2 separate regions of the Mus musculus genome follow, and region 1 is linked to region 2. Evidence: chromatin loops called from intact Hi-C (ENCODE). Cell type or tissue: left cerebral cortex. All regions are shown on one strand. Links, peaks and the distances in the headings refer to the core of each region. The heading gives the core; the rest is flanking DNA. Region 1 overlaps Hcn2 (hyperpolarization-activated, cyclic nucleotide-gated K+ 2). Region 2 holds the start of Misp (mitotic spindle positioning).

Region 1 (8,322 bases), core at 173-8,172, 99 kb before region 2:
AGGACGCATGGGAAAGGACGCGCTCGGGAGGCCTCGGGGAGGGCGTTATTAAGCGGGCGCCTCGCGTTCCCACGGTCTCCACTTGCGCCCGGGGCGGGCGCGTTCCGAGTACCCACACATCCCGGGTGTGTGGCTACGGACGTGGCCTGAGTTGGCTGCTGCGTGCAGCGAAAGAAGCTGGCGTAGGGCCATGACCCGAGTGTTTGCGTCTGTCTCTCCTTTCCGAGCGAGCTTGTGATGTGATGCCCGAGAGGGTCCTGGGGAGGCGTGTTTCGGTGGATCAAGGGGAGGCGTGTCCCTAGAGGTGTGGCTGGTGGGTCTCTAGAAGTACCTGTTGGGATGCTAGCTGTGCGCGCGCGTGTGTCCCGAGTGGGTGTACACTCGAGGGCCATAGGGAGAGCTGCGTGCAAGGGATGCAGGCTAATGACCCTATCTGCGGTGACAGTTAGGGTGCAGATTTGAAGACAGGATGCTTCCCTATCCCGAAAACTGTAGCTTGAAGTTTCAGGACCACGGACAGCTCCAGGACCTGTGGCGGCTCCTGCTTGTCCCTTCTCCAGTGCTTGATAATTGAGCAAATAGAGGCCCACGAACAACCTCCCTGAGACCAGAATGCCACCTTTACCAGGAACCTAGGTGTGGGGAAGATGCCCAGGGGTTAGAGCCAACAGGATTTGTTCTTGAATACCCTAGCCTGAGTGCCTTATGCCCAGGTTAGAGGTGGGGACATAAGGCCACCCTTAGGCTTGGGTTCTTGCCTGCAGTCCTGACCTGTGGCTGGTTTGAAGGTGCGTGGGAATGGGAGGCTTTGAGAAGAAACTGAGCTCCTACCTTGAGGCCTTGTGGGTGCAGGTGCTAGCCGGGCCCTGTGCATGCTGTGGCTGCCATAGCCCTCAACTATGGAGAGATTCACAGACCAAGAGTCTTGCCCGGAGAACCAGAGCAAACAGAAGGGGAGCAAGGGTGTACCTGGGGTTAGAGGAGTCAGTGTGGCCATCAAAATTCAAAGCTAGTACTTGGGGCCACCCACCTTTCATGTCTGGGGACTTGTGGCCCTTCCAGAACTTTCTGATTAAATGTTGACCAAGATGGTCTCCAGAGCCTCTAGGGGCTGTTGGAAACACCAAGTGTGTTGTCGCCTAAAACATTGATTGATTGGATGAAGTCCAGGTTAGCCCTCTACTGATGAACCCTGCACACCCTCAGCCCACTTTCTACTTTTTGTTCTGAGACAGAATTTCACTGTGTTGCTCAGCGGCCTTGAATTGAGCATCCTCCTGCCTCAGTTTCCTGAGTAACTGGGATAACAGGTGTGTACCACTAAGCCCAACAGTATTAATTGAACATTAAAAAAAAAAGAAGAAGATCCTACCCCGAGGATAGGAAAAGTCGTTCAGACATTGTTATACCTCAGGTGGGCAATATCTATGTACATAATATGTGTATTTTTTAATTCCTTATGCCGAGTAGTGGGCAGGGATCTTCCATCCCTACCCAGGGACTGGGCAGCTCCCCGTGTTGGCTCTGACTTGGTTCCCTAGTGGCTCAGTCCTGTGACTTGGCTGGCATGCCTGACATCTGGATGGGACTTTGGTGACTAGGTTGGTGACTTTGTCTCCCTGCCCGGCAGGAGGGAGAGGGGGAGTCATTGCAAACAGCAAGGGAGGCAGGGCTGTGGGATGTCAGGGCCTTTGGGTATTGGTTGCCTGCGGCATGCAGTCTACAGGGACCCAGAGGAGCCAGGTTCTTGGCAGAATTCCATCCTAGAGTCCCCGAGGACTCAGGGTGCCTGGAGATCACTTTAGGCCTTTCTGCCTCAACTTCTCATGACTCGAGGAGGTTGTGGTGTGGGGGACGGGGACAGGTGTCTGATGTGTCTGGAAGGATCTTCTAGTATTTCAATCTTTATTCCATTTACATATTGTGTCTGGGGACACCATGGTACTTACGTGCTGTTAGTCAGAAGGCAGGATGCAGAGCCAGCTCTCTCCTAACTCGTGGGTCCTAGGATCCAATCAGTTCATCAGGTTTGGTGGTAGGCATTTTTATTCAATGAGCTATCTCATTGCTCCCAGGTTTTTTTTCCTGGGGTGGTCCTGGGTCTCCTGATGCTCAGGCTTGTCTTAAACTCACTCTGATGGAGGATACCCTTGAACTCCTGACCCTCCTGAGTGCTAGGGAGGAGATAGGAATGGTCCACCATGCTCAGTTTCTGTGTTGCTGGAATTGTGACCCAGGCTTTGTGCATGTTAGAAGAGTGTGCTACCCACTGATGTCCCAATTTGAGATCTCATTCTGTAGCCCAGGCTGACCTCCCACTTACGGCAATCCTCCTGCCTCATCCTCCCACCTGCTAGGATCACAGATAGTCACCACCTCACCCGGTTTTACCTGCTGCTTCTGAGCGTCAGCCCTGGCCCTGAGAAGGTTCATGGAGAAGCAAGTTTGAAGGTTCTTATGGGGAAGTGTTCCAGGCCTGGATGTCCATGCTCAAGCTGGGAATCAGAGCAGCGGATACCTGAGGAAGGGAGAGGGGAGAGCCAGGCAGCCTCAGAAGCCCATAGACCCAGCCCAGAACTGTGGATGCTGGTTCTGAGCCTGCCACACCCTCCTCCACACACCCCCAGCACACACACTTGATGGCCAGGGCATCCTGTGAGGTCAGGGTCCTGCATCCCTGCATCCTGTGAGGTCAGGGTCCTGCATGTAAATCCCTGGAAATGTGCCCTTTATCAAGGCCCTAGAATAAATCTCATTCTCAGGGAGGATATGGGGTTTGGGCATGCACCTGCCTCCCACATGGGAGTGTTGGGACCTGAAGCTCTCCATGCTATGAAAGAAGTCTCTGGAGAGGGCAAGGCCCTCTTTTTCTAGGACCTGCACCCCAAGGCTATCGCTTCAGGGTTTCTGGCGGGACCCCTCCCCTTGCCCTGGCCTAGTCTGCTTCCAACGTACACTCAAGTACAATATCAGATATCCCCACCCCCACTAGCCACCCTGGCATCATTCCTGAGTGTCATAGATTATACTCTACCTGCTCAGGCTGGTATCTTCCACCCCTCCACCTCCACCTGGGAAGCCCCACCCACGGTGAGTGGCCTCAGGGCCTTTTTTACCAGCTGTTGTGACTGCCTGGGCACCACCTCTCCCTGAGACCATCAGTTCTTGAATGCTTGCCACCTTCAAGCAGTGTTCCCGAACACTGTACCCAGGTCCATCTCCCACACCCTGGCATCTAGCACAAATCCCACTTGATGGACATTTTCTCCTCAACCAACTCCCATAGGAGTGGGGTGTTGGGGAGCAGGTATGTGTGTGGCTATCTATCTACATTTCCTGGTCACTTTGTGTCCCTGGTGCTTGGTGGATGGTGAACCTTTACACATGTGTGCACCTGGGACTGCAGCTGTCTTTGCACCGGGGTTTCCAACTCTAACCCTGACTCCTGTTCTGAGGACTCAGTAGGCTCAGGCCCTGATCCTCTGTCAGAGCCTGGCATGGAACCCCTGGCCTCTAACCCACCTGGTTTTGCTTGGATCTGCGATCCCAGAGGGTTTTTGGCCACATCTCAGAACTGCCTGGCTGTCATTGTTGGTCTGTCGACGCCTGACCATGGATGGCTTTGAGGGCTCAGCTGTCAGCTCCTGGGATCCCAGCTGTTCTAAGTGGGGGTGTGACCCATCCCAGAAGAGTCCAGCTAAGAATGGCGGGTCTTTTCTGTGTTATCCATGGGCCTCAGAGCTCAGAACGGCTGCACAGCTGAGCAGGAACAAGGTTCATTTGGTGAGAGCTATCCAGAACTCACCTATGGGTGAGTGAGGGCTCAGTCTGAGAGTCAGCAGGGGAGACTTCTTCTCTTGTCTCCCAATGAATCTTCCCTTTGACCCCTGAGCTGGGTCCACAGCATGGTACTGAGAGTCCTCACAGAATTAGGCAGTCATCAGGACTCATTGTTGTTTATTGGGGGATTTATTTGTTTTGTTTGAGACAGAGTCTCATGTGGCCTATGCGGGCCTCAAACTCACCTTGTAGCTAAGGATGTCTTCCAACTCTTGCTTCTCTTGCCTCAACTTCTAGAGGGTGGGGATGATAGGCATACAACTTCCAGAGGACTGGCCTGTGCATAGATGACCCTGAGGTCCCTGCTTGGGGGCAGGACAGATAAGGCCTGGAGCCTCAGAGAAGGTGGGACACTATACAAGGATGCACAGCCTAGGAGAGAAATCAGAGCTGTGTCTGATCTACCCACCATCCCAGGTCCTGTCTCCTCAAGCTTGACGTCTGTCTCAGGGACTTGGGGCTGGTGAGGTGGAGGAGGGGACCTCTGCAGAGCCCTAGGGATCTAGATGTGCCTGGCTTGTTTTCCCTTGGTGTGGGACTTCTGATCCTTCCCTTTCCACTCCTGACCATATCTGTGGGGAACCAGGTTGACTGGTGAGGATGAGGGCCAGAGCCACGTGTGTTAAAGCGGGCAGACCCCACCCTACCAGGGCAGCCAGGACAGCAACCACCTGTTCCCTCTCCTCAGGCCCTGGGGGGTGGGGGGGCGAAGCAGGCCATACCATGTGACCTGGAGATGCAGTCACTGAGGGAGTTTCCTGGACAGGATGGCTCCTCCGGATAGAGAACAGGCCAGACTGAGTCCTGGGCCCCACTTCTCTCTGAGCAAACCCTGAGCCTCAGTGGGAAATCTGCCTGGCTCTGACCACCCCAGGAAGGGAAAAGAAGCTTGGGGGCGGCTGCAGCCTAGAAAGAGATGCCTGCTGTACGTCTTCAGTTGATTCTAGGTCTCTCTGATCATCTCTAAGCCTCCTCCCCATCACCGTTGAAAGCCTCCATCCCCAGTGGTTTCTAGGTTCCCTTGTGGTTTCTAGGCCCACCCTGAGTCGTTTTCAGCTTTCCACCTCCGTAGGTGGCTGCTGTGTCCACCAATGGTGGTTTCTAGTCACTATTGACCTTTGGTTTACTCAATGGCTCTTTCTCCAAAGAGAAGGAGGGCATCCTCAGCCCAGAGAGGAAGATGTTGGCCCAGACTACATGGCAGATTCTGGAGACAGCAGTTCAGAGTGCCTATTGACGAACAGGCTCTCTCGTCATGGTCTGAGCCACCGAAGCTGTCTCAATCCATGCCCAGATTGAAAGTGGTTATTTATGGCTGAAAGATGCCCTGCAGTGCTCTTGAAGAGAAGCGGGGGTTTTCTTCCTCTTCATCGGGCTCCTGGGGAGTCAGACCCTCCCCCCTCTGGCTCCTTGCACATGCGCAGGGACCTCCCAGAGAGAACACACACACACACACAGAATTTACAAAGAAAAAACAACTTTAAATCTGTTATTTGATTTTGCTCCTGAGGTTAGGTGATGTTATCCTGAGCTCTGGGGGTCTTATCCCTACCAAGAGTGGTTGTGAGGGACATTACACATCCATAGAATGCCAGAGTCTGCCCACTAAAGGGCTTCACCCCATACTGGCTGAAGACAGAAGAACTTGTCCAAGGTCACTCGTGCATGGCAGGTGCCAGCATGGAGCTGAGCTGAGAGACACTGGGTGTTGCCAGCCGTTGGCTCGCAGTCTGAGCTGCTGTAAATGTCCCAATACAAATCACTTTTTAATTTTTTTCTCTCTTCTTTGGACTGTTTCCTTGAGCTCAGCTCTCTGAAGTGCTGGTCGCCTGCTGGGCATGGTGTTTATAACTGTGCCCATGAAGTACAGGCCAGCAGAAGGAGCCAGCTCACAGGCAAGCTCTGAGACATCGGCTCCAGACACTGCACCTCTGACACGTCACTCCTTTGAGCCGATTCTGGCCAGTACCCTAGGTTTCCTGCTCTAGAAACAGTGGGCTCTGTGCCTGTGGGAAGCCCCAAATTCCAGTGGGTGGTGACAGATCTCAAGGGATATAAAGGGGCTGATACTGTCTAAGTATACAGAGATACCCCTCCATTTTTGTTTGTTTGATTTGAAACAGGGGTCTCACTATGTAGCCCTAGCTGTTCTGGAACTTGCTCTGTAGACCATGTTGGCCTTGAACTCACAAAGAACCATCTGCCTCCTCCTCTCGAGTGCTGGGATGACATCTGTTTCCACCATACCTAGTTCTCCAAAGTGTTTCTTGAGGTGACCAGCTGTGCCCTATGGGAGCTGCGGCCTCATTATGGTGTGAACCAGTGGAAGCCCGACCCTCTGCCCGCCTGGCTCTCAGCCTCCCAGCCACACCCAGCAGTGTGCCCTCTCCCGGTCCCAGGCACTTCCATCCTTTCTGAAAGCCAGACTTGTGCCAGGCACATTGTCCCTCTTTGGTCATGTGAAATGTTTAGTCTATTTTAAGCCTTCTCTGCGGTCTGGAGGTACCTTCAAGGCAAGGTCAGAGTGGGTCAGAGAGAGCGACCCTGGCTGCTTGGGGTCAGGAGGCTTCTTTGAGGAAGTCCTGTCCTTGTCATGCAGTAAGAGTCCCAGAGGCTGTTTTATGATCTGGGGTCCCAGAAAAAGACCCCTTAGGGTTGGGGCCCCAGAAAGAGATCCCCTTAGGGATGGGGTCCAAGAGGGAGACCACCTTGAAGTGGGGGTCCTAGAGGGAGACCACTCTGAGATGAAGTCTCAGAGAGAGACCACCTTGCATTGGGGTCCTGGAGACCCACCTTGGGGTGGGGGTCCCAGAGGGAGACCACCCTGGGTTGAGGAAGGGGGCCCCACTGACGCCAAGGCCAAGAGCTGTGAGCATCCTGCCTCTCTCCAGGTTCTACTGGGACTTCACCATGCTGTTGTTCATGGTGGGAAATCTCATTATCATTCCCGTGGGCATCACTTTCTTCAAGGACGAGACCACCGCGCCCTGGATCGTCTTCAACGTGGTCTCGGACACTTTCTTCCTCATGGACTTGGTGTTGAACTTCCGCACCGGCATTGTTATTGAGGACAACACGGAGATCATCCTGGACCCCGAGAAGATAAAGAAGAAGTACTTGCGTACGTGGTTCGTGGTGGACTTCGTGTCATCCATCCCGGTGGACTACATCTTCCTCATAGTGGAGAAGGGAATCGACTCCGAGGTCTACAAGACAGCGCGTGCTCTGCGCATCGTGCGCTTCACCAAGATCCTCAGTCTGCTGCGGCTGCTGCGGCTATCACGGCTCATCCGATATATCCACCAGTGGGAAGAGGTGAGGGGCAGGGAGAGGACCAAGCATGTTCAGAACCCCAGCAATGTGGTCATGAGTACCTTGCATCTGGGCAGGATCAAGGCTATAATTGAAGCTAGGGCCACCAGAGATGTAGAGTCTGAGGATGCTGGGCTTGGGGTGTTGGGGCCTTGATTGTGGACAGGGCAGGAGCATGGTCACGGGATGTTGGAGACTAAGTCTAGGGGTTGAAGATGAGGCCTTGGGTGTGGGAGCGAAACCTCAAGCTTGGGTGGGACTAAAGTCTATTCTGTGGGAGGAGCCAATTATCTGAGGGTGGGACTTTGGTGAGGGTGTGGCTATGGCGTTAGGACCAGAGCTTTGACTTGGAGTGCCATTGAGAGACATTTACACCACTGCTCTGGGTGTGGGGCCTTGTCATAAGAAACAGACCGGAGCTATAGGTCTAAGGCTTTGGGGTGTAGCTGGGTGAAAACTACAGGGAGAGAACCTCACTCTGGGGCAGGGCCCACACGGATGCGGATTCCATCAAGGAGGGGCTTTGGGTTGTGGGTGTGGCCAAGGCTGAGGACCTCTATCAGGAACTAAGATGGGTTTCTTAGGGTAGAGTCAAAGCTGTAGAGTGGGGCCTTGAGTGCCACCAGTGGGGGAGCAAGGTTGTAAGGAGGAACTGCTTGGGGCATTGGGCAGGACCCTTACGATTAGAGCCTTAAGGGAAGTGGGGGAGGGGGCGCCAGATATGTCTGGGATAGAGGCCCAGGGTGGGATCCCAGAGAAATGTGCAAGGTCTGTAACCGGGATGGGGGTAGGTGGGAGGATGCTCATTATTAGATGGCAGATGAGGGACAGGGTGGGGGGACATCTCACATGTGGTTATAGGTTCAGAAGCAAGGCTGGAGGACAGATAGTCTTGGGGCCCCCATGGAACCCCTCCTACCCTATGGAGTCATACAGCTAGGACCCTCAGGATACTCGAATTTGGGGAGACCTTTAGACAATCTCACCAAGTGTTACTGTGCTTCTTCCTATGCCCTGGAAGATGTGGGGGAGAGGTACTCAGACTTCTCCGGTTACCTACTCCCGAATTCACGATCTCAGCCCTGAATCTGTCCCATTCCTGATTCTGTGACCATTAGGAGGAACTTAGAGGGGCTGGCATGTGGGGACAGGACTTGGGCAGGATAAAGA
Region 2 (8,322 bases), core at 217-8,216:
TAGCCCGGCGGGGGGCACCTGAGGGCAGATGGGTCGTGGGGTAACCCCGTGCCTCTCGTATCAGCCATGTACTCGGTGGAGATCACGGTCGAGAAGGACAAGGTGACCGGGGAGACCAGGGTGCTGTCCAGCACCACAGTGCTCCCCCGGGACCCACTCCCTCAGGGCGTGAAAGTCTACGAGGACGAAACAAAAGGTATGAGAAGCCTGTGCCTGCTGCAGAGCCTAGGTTGCCCTGCCCAGCCCTTTCTCCTGGCCTGGTTAGTCACTCAGAACCTGGGCTGTATGCTGAGCACTGAGGTGAAATCTAGAGGCAGGTTCAGCCATTCATTGTAAAGCTCTTAACTGCCACTCAAAGTTGAAGCAAGGAGGGAGCTTCCCAGAGGCCCCCAGTTGCATAGCCAAGGGAAGGAAACAGCACCTGGCAGGAGCCACAGATTGTGCAAAGGCCCTGAGGTGAGCAGACGGTGAATACTGAAAGAAGGGCTGTGGGGACTGCAGAGATGGTTGGTTCAGAGGTTAAGAGCACTGGCTGCTTTTCCAAAGATCCTGAGTTCAATTCCTAGCAACCACATGGTGGCTGTATGATGAGATCTAGTGCCCTCTTCTGGCCTGCAGGCATACATGCAAGCAGAATGCTGTATACATAATAAATAAATTTTAAAAACAAAACAAAACAAGAAGAAGAAGGGCTTTGAGCTACAAGGGAGAAGGGACTGTGGCCTGAAATCGATGGGTGGCCTGGGTGGAGGGATATTGGTATAGAAGTGATCTAATTTTATGTGTCTGGATGCTAAGGATAAAAGTCAGAGCCTCCAGAGTGCTAGGCAAAGGCTAACAACTAATGCCCCAGCCCCTCACTGGGGGATTCTAGGCAGGGCTCCACCCTTAACCACACCCCAGCCCCTCACCGGGGGATTCTAGGCAAGGCTCCACCCCTGATCATGCCCCCAGCCCCTCACTGGGGGATTCTAGGTGGGGGCTCCACCCCTAAGCCTTCACCTCCATCCTACCCCCTGTGGAATTCTAAGTTGGTCTTTCTGGCTTTCCTGACTGGCATTATAGGTGTTTAATGGACGGATCTGTGGGGAAGTGATGTTGAGGAAACTAGATACATCTAATCCGGGACATTTTTTAGCAGGAACCATAAAGTCAAATTGGTCCCCACCCCATCCCTTTTTTAAAGAAATAAATACATACCATATAATTCTCCTTTTTACAGTTTGTGATTTAGGAGGTTTGGCCCCTGGTGTACAGTAATTTTATATACTTTCAGAACATTGCATTACCCCAAAGGAAGTCCCCACCCCAACAAGCTATCGCCCGTTCCATTACACCCATGAACACACACACACACACACACACACACACACACACAGAGTCTCAGGATTGCACTTTCACACAGTTCCTATCACGGAGATCCCCACTATGTGGCCTTTTGTGTCTGGGTTTCTCACTGAGCAAACGCGGTGTCCTTAAGGTCCCTCCATGCTATGTGTGTGTCAGAGAGTGTGGAAGGACTGTGCTGTGTATGTTTAGTACTGGGCATGTTTCTGTGTGCACACATGCTTTATCTCGGGTGTAACTGACGTGGGACTTGCTGGCCCCAGTGGATGTGACTGTTTATGAAGGACAGCAAGGCTGATGATATCCATTGCCACTCCCAGAGTGACTCCACAGGGCTCCACCCTGGGCCATTCCACCCACCTCTGCACAGTCTCTCTGGGGACCCAGAACCAGCTAGACTGGACCCTGGTTGCTTGGTAACAGCAGGAGATCTGTTTCCGTGGAGACTGATGGCTTGAATTCTCATCTTAGAGGCCCAGGCCCATGGGAGAGATTCGACCCCACCTTCTGCACCTCCAGTGTCACCAAGAGACCAGGCACAGGGACTCTTCTCCAGGGGTTGGGAAGCTAACATCTGAGGGTGGTAGCCCTGACCCTTCATTAGATTCCTGGAACCACCCTATCTGCGCCTCCTGAAGTCTAGGATCCCAGAGGAGTTTGCAGAGCTGAGGTTCAGGTGTGCTCTGGGGCTGTAGACAGCTGTTCCCGTCGGTGAGGAGACATTGTCCTTATTTAGATCCTCATAACTCAGAAAGTGACAGCCAGGCCTGATAGTGCATACCTGTTGTCCCAGCACCCAGGAAGCTGGGGCAGGAGAGCGTGGTAATCCTCCTACCTCAGTCTCCTTGAGCGCTGGAATGACAGATGTTTACCACCAGAGCTGGCTGTCAAGGCTGGTATTTGCCTCAGCCTCCGGGCTCTGCCCCAGCGCCGGCCTGCTAACACTCTCTCTGTGTCCCCACGCAGTGGTCCATGCCGTGGACGGCATCGCTGAGAACGGGATCCAGCCTCTAAGTTCCTCCGAGGTGGACGAACTCATTCACAAGGCCGATGAGGTCACACTGAGCGAGGCAGGGTCCACAGCTGGGCCAGCGGAGCCTCGGGGACTCGCAGAGGATGTCACCAGGACCACGCCGTCCAGAAGGGAGATCACAGGAGTTGAGGCTCAACCAGGAGAGGCCACATCAGGCCCACCAGGCATCCAGCCCGGTCAGGAGCCCCCGGTCACCATGGTCTTCATGGGTTATCAGAACGTGGAAGATGAAGCAGAAACCAAGAAGGTACTGGGCCTGCAGGACACCATCAAGGCTGAACTGGTGGTGATTGAAGACGCGGCCACGCCCAGGGAGCCCGCACCTCTCAATGGCAGCGCTGCTGAGCTCCCGGCCACCAAGGAGGAGAACCAGACGGGGCCCACGACCACGCCCAGCGACACCCAGGATCTTGACATGAAGAAGCCTCGCTGTAGATGTTGTTCTGTCATGTGAGCCGTCGGGGCACCCTAGTCCCCGGTCCCCGTCCTATGCTCCACACTCAAACCCAGCAGCCCGGCCCTCCCCGGCGCCTGCCCACCCTCACCCTCCGCCTCACAGGCCCCAGACACGTGTGTGATCCCTATGCACCTCGAGTCTCGGGTGGGGGGTGCTCTGCCCGTCACCACACTCCACACTCACCCCGAACCTCTGAGCCGTGGGTCACCCCTTGGTGAGAGACAGGCCAGCCCATATCAGCCCCTCTAAGAATGGGGACCCCTCAGTCCAGGTCACAGCAGGTTTACACAGGCGGCTTATGCCCACCGTGGTCCCAGCCTGGTGTCCCCTTGCCGCCCCAGGCCAGCCTGTCTGTGCCTTATCGTTACTTTTGGGGAGTCTTCGAGGGGACCAGAAAGGGTCTCCCTGGCCAAGGCGCCAGCGACCTAATGTGGGCAGGTGGAGTGAGGCCACAGTTCTTTGGGGACTCAAAGTCTTGAAGTTCTAGGGAGGAGGATGGGCACCTGTGGATCCCCTCCCATAGGTAGCAGAGCTCAAAGCAGGGGAAACTCTTCACCGGGGATAGAACAATCACCCGCAGGATGGAGTCATTGTTGGCCAGCCAAGCCACTCCCTGTCCTGAGTCCCACCCCCACCCCCACCATGCACACACTGGGCCCTTCTTCCTGGTGCTAATTTTGGGAGCTTTGGGGTCACCTCTGCCCTCTTCTCTAGTTGGTTTGGACCAGGGTCCTGGGTTTCCCACATACCCCCATACCCTAGAAGTCAGTGGGTATGTCTGCCAGCGCCACAAAACCTAGCATATCCAGGCAGGTTTAGGCTGCTCCACACACACTTTGGGTGGGAGTAAGGGACCCCCCCCCATCTGCCACCTGGCCTGACGGGAGCCTGGCAGAGGGTCACCAACCTTCGGGCAGGCAGCAGTAGCCACTTTGGTCCCCAGAGGCACAACCCTGCACACAGGAGCTGACTCAACTTCAAAGGACCACGCCTGGTCTAGGTCCCTTTCCTTGGGACCCCAGCCTGGTGTGCAGCAGGGTGCAGGGCCTCCTGCGGGCCCCGTCACTACCCGCAGCTACAGTAGGGGCTCAAGCAGAGGCCACGGGGTCTGTGTCCTGTCCTTCCCGTGGCCTGGAGGAGAGGCGCACTTTCCTGAGGGTGAGCTATGGCCGTGGTCATGGCACCCCCGTCTTCCTCCTCCTTTGAGTCTGCCTGAGTTCCTCAAGCCCTGAGCCTCGGCTGAAGTGCCCTTGCTGCCCCCTTCTGCTTTTGACGTGTGGCAAGGCCCCGCCCTTCACCCCCATGTTCTTGACTTTCCCAGAGAAACAAATTAAAAAAAAAAAAAAAAAAAGTGTGTAGAGCCAGGTTGCTGAAGTTCTTGGGTTTCACCTGGGCGGGAAGGGGTGCGGCCTCCTAGTGGTGGAGCCATAAAAAGGCTGGGTCCTGTAGAGCACAGGAGAAACTTCTCCCCTGCGGCTGCTGCAGCCCTCACTGGGCATTTTCGCCAGGACTCTGCGGCACCTGGTCAGGTAAGCGACAGCTGTGGCCAGCCACCCCCACGGGCCTCGGTCTCCACATCTTCCACACCCATGTCCTTGGGCTGTGATGTTGAGAGTAGAGAGGTCCTCACAGATAGCCCACAAGTTCTGAGCCAGGTTCTGCATAGTAGAGGAGTACCCCCCTTTTTTTTCATGTTTTTTTTTTTTGGAGAATTTTTTTTCCTTTGGCCTCAGTTGCCCTATCTGTATAAAATAGATGTCTAGGAGTCCTGTGTTCCCAACACACTGGGTATTCCAGACTTGAGTAAAAGGCCTATAACCAAGCTGACCTCAAACTCTTTAAGTAATCCTCCTGCATTAGTTTCCTGAGTACTGAGATGTCAGGTGTGTGGGCTCAATCAGAGGCCCTTTCAGGACTCAGTTTCCCCATGAAAGGTGGTTGGTATGGTGGAGTACCTACGATGTACGGAGGGAGGTGCTAATTCAAATCCATCCGACCTGTGGGACTGGATATGCACTGCACTTCAATGCCCACTTCTGCTAAATAGGGATGAAGGGGCCCAAGGGGGCTTTGGGAAAACTGCTGTCTCAACCCTGGCTTTGACTGTCTCCTCGATGGTAGGTGATGGGCACCACATCTGTCAAGGGCCCCTGGAGTCCAGCTGGGGGACCACGGACTGGAGGGAAGAAGGGAAGACAAGAGATTCAGAGGGACCTCACAAGCCCGCCCACGGGAGGCCAGGAACCCCAGCACTATGCCCAGGCCCCACACACAGGCCGTGGGCTGCCAGAGGGGTATGGTGGGGTCTGACCTGTTCGGTCCGTGTTCCTGGGCGTTTTACATGATTACCTTTGAGTTTTTGAGAGAGGTCTCACTCTGTAGCCAAAGTTGACCTCAAACGAATAGCAATCCCACTGCCTCAGCCTCCTGAGTACTGGGGTGTAGGCCTCTTTCTCTGTACCTGGCTTCGCGCTGGGTGTTTCTGAAGGCGTCATCGTTTCATATGAAATTTTCTGTGAATGTGACAGGGAGAATTCCCATTTCCTGGATGAGTAAGGGAGGGTCAGAGGGTTGGGGAGGAACCAGCCGGAAGCCCCACAGACCCCCTTCTAGAGAGCAGCAATTCGAGACCCAGGCCCTGAGTTTCCTAATCCTGCCGTGGTATCTGCTAGTCTGGAAACATCGTGCACATCTGTCCTTCAGCCTGCCTGGATCAAATAGGGCATTGATCGAAAGAAGAGACAGAGATTCAAAGGGGTCCCACAAGCTAGCCCAGGCTTGGGATTCAGTCTCCTCGTTCCGCAGGGATGCACCCCGCCTCAGTCAGCAGGACTTGGGAAGGTGGGAAGCCGGGAAACCAGGCAGAGGCTCAGTTCCGGCTTTGTAGGGCCAAGGCCTGCAGCGGGCACGGTGCCCGCCCTCGTCAGCCTGAGTATCGTTTTTCTGTCTTCTCTGGACTTTGTTTCCCAGGTCCGGGTGGGGACTGAGAGGAGGGGCCCACCTGCTCCTGGGTGGGGCCTCTGTCCCCTTAGCAACATGTGGCCGGGGCGGAGCCCGGGGGCCTTTCCTGCAGAGGACAGAGCCTGAGGCTGGGAGGTGGCCTGGGCACCTGGAGCTGGCAGGTGAGGCGGGGGACGCTGGGAGTCCCGGAAGCTGGGAGTCTGGAGCCGGGTAAGGTGAGGCACGTGCAGAAGGAGAAGGGGTCTGTTTGTGGTGTGCCTACTGGCAGGGTTGGTAGGCCTCCAGGGGGCCACAGGAATCCCTTTCCTCGTCTGTATTTCGCCACTCTTGGCCCCGGCTGGGCCCCCCCCCCCCCGTTGTCCCCCTGGATATCAGAGCCTGCTCTGTCATCCACTAACCCAAAAGAAAACCTGAGCCTGCTGTGGATAAGGCTTCCATTCGTACCTAAATGCCAGAACACCAAAACCTAGTTCACTGAGAAAGAGGCTGGAACCAAAGACCCTGGGCTGGTCTGTGAGGCCCCATGGATTCAGGGCCTGATTTGAAGAAACCAGCGGTGCCATGCCTGGCTGTTCAGGCTTGGGCTTGTCCAGGGTCCAGGGTCAGAGATAAGCCTTGACAGGTTTCTCCAGGGCCAGCTATGTAGGCAACAAAGAGGCCCTAAGGGACAGGAGAGAGGACACCTAAGGGCGCCATCCTACTAGGTGGTGGCCCTCACCAAGGAGCCTTTGCCCCGCGGGTAGGAGGAAGCAGGTGCACCCACGGGGACCATAAACCCAGTTTCAATAGGGAGTCACAGTTCCAGGGTGCGGCTGGGTGGGGCAGGCTGCCTGGAGCCTTCCCTAGTGGTAACTGGGAAGAAATGGGCTTTGGAAACCACCACCCCCATCATCTCTGTGAACTAGCTTCAATTGTCTGTGCCCAAGTTCCTTCAGGGCAGAGACAAAATTGGCCTCTTGTCCCTGGTTCTCACGAACCCTGAAAAGGACATTAATGTTTGAGGTGATTGATCGACCCAGGACTAACAAACGACCCTTGTCGGGAGATGGAGGCCTTGAAGGGACCCTTTGTAGCCCACAGGGCTTCTTCGGACTGGCTGGTAGGAGACCTTGAGACCCCTGCTGGATTTGGAGTGTCAGATCTACAGCCAGTGGGAAGCATCTATAGAATGCTTGCTGTATGACCAGGCTCCTAGAGCTGAGTTAGGTTTTATCGTTGTTTTCGTTATTATTGTTTTTGGTTTTTGGAGTCAGGGTCTCCCTATGTAGCCATGGCTGGCCTAGAACTCACAGATATCCTCCTGCCTCTGCATCCCACTGGGGCAAAAAGAGTGGGCCATTATATCCAGCAGAAGTCAGTTTTATAGATCCTTGGCAAGGTTGTCTTGCCAGCGGAGCCCATATCAGAGAGGGGCCCAGTGGCCTTGAATTCCGACCCAGAACTCCACCCTCTGACCTGAATCACAGGAGAAGAATGGGAACCCCACCTATGGAGGGGAGACACCCTTTCTCCAGAGGTCATGTCTGACTGTTGGACAACAAGGGCCATAAAATACTGCATATGTATCAGTCAGCCAGGAAACATGGGTGCATAGCAGCTCTGGGCCGGCGGATGGGAGTCAGCTGGAAGGCCAGTGACTGAGCACCCAGGAACAGCAGGGTTCAATGAGCCAGTCTTGACTAATACTTGCTGTATATCTTAGGACTGCCTATCCACACAGAATGAAATCCTCCCAATTTCAGAAGAGCTGTGGAAGGGAAAAGGGATTACCCTCCACAACACTGCTAGGAGTGCTGGGAAAGCCCAGCCACTTAACATACTCTGCTTCAAAATACAAAGAGGAATGGATAGGGGACAGGGCTCAAGGGTGGAGACCCGCCTAGAATCCCTTGGTGGGGAGCTGGGGTTGCATGCTTGCTGAGATTGGTGACTCTCTGGACTGCAGAATCGGTTGTTTCCTTGAGCACTATCTGAGTGGGGCTCCAGAACTGCCCTTCAGAGTCAGGAGACTGAAGAAACAAAAGTGAAAGGAAATGCGAGTGTCTGGGAAGGAGCTGCGGGAAATGTTGAGTTCCAGATAACAAGTCAGTGTGTCATCTATGGCTCTGAGCCCCGCCTAGGACCAGGGACAAGGTCCAAGGCACTCCCAGCTCTTGGCTTTATGGAGCTGAGGCAGGTGCTGTTGAGATGGGGCCAGGTGCTGTCTGAAGCAGAGAACCAAGGTGTGAGAACTGGGAGACAAGCTTTGCTACACGTTCTGAGCCTCAGTTTCCCCACTCGGCATCATCCATTGCCAAGAACCAGAGCCCAATGACTGTCTGTGAAGGTCAGGTGCAAAGACCTGGGAGTTAGTGTGAGGAACAGGGCTGTGCCCTGGAGAGGGGGAAGGGCCCTGGTGGGACCCCTACAGTCTCAGGTGTAAGGCTGACCTTGATTGGCATTGCTGAAGAGAGGGTAAGGGCTGCCAGGATGAAGCAGGGACAGGCGCTCAGCCTGCAGGAGATGAGTTGGGGGCTGTGTCTGC

Evidence for each region. Hi-C counts contacts between places; a loop is a spot of excess contacts. Peaks named below come from ENCODE experiments on the same cell type or tissue, not always from the same donor. Only the 100,000 strongest peaks of a DNase experiment are listed, where the experiment ranks them.
Region 1: a loop joins it to region 2, with 2.0 times the contacts of the local background. A loop is called at or near these places in 2 of 42 quality-filtered maps.

What each region holds. Positions count from the first base shown.
Region 1 is chr10:79,717,657-79,725,978 of GRCm38, forward strand. It overlaps Hcn2 (hyperpolarization-activated, cyclic nucleotide-gated K+ 2), which reads left to right. Exons shown (of 8, transcript NM_008226.2): 2 at 6,732-7,155. Among named protein-coding and RNA genes, the nearest start is that of Hcn2, 5.2 kb to the left of the region's middle. In left cerebral cortex, for the core only: no CTCF peak of the experiment used is centred there; a DNase peak (open chromatin) is centred at 427; H3K4me3 peaks cover 953 bases; H3K27ac peaks cover 1,168 bases.
Region 2 is chr10:79,816,728-79,825,049 of GRCm38, forward strand. It overlaps Palm (paralemmin), which reads left to right. Exons shown (of 9, transcript NM_023128.4): 8 at 65-196; 9 at 2,314-4,169. The coding sequence ends at 2,834. It overlaps Misp (mitotic spindle positioning), which reads left to right and starts at 4,294. Exons shown (of 5, transcript NM_030218.2): 1 at 4,294-4,366. In left cerebral cortex, for the core only: CTCF peaks have their summits at 602 (motif pointing left), 4,253 and 6,048 (motif pointing right); no DNase peak of the experiment used is centred there.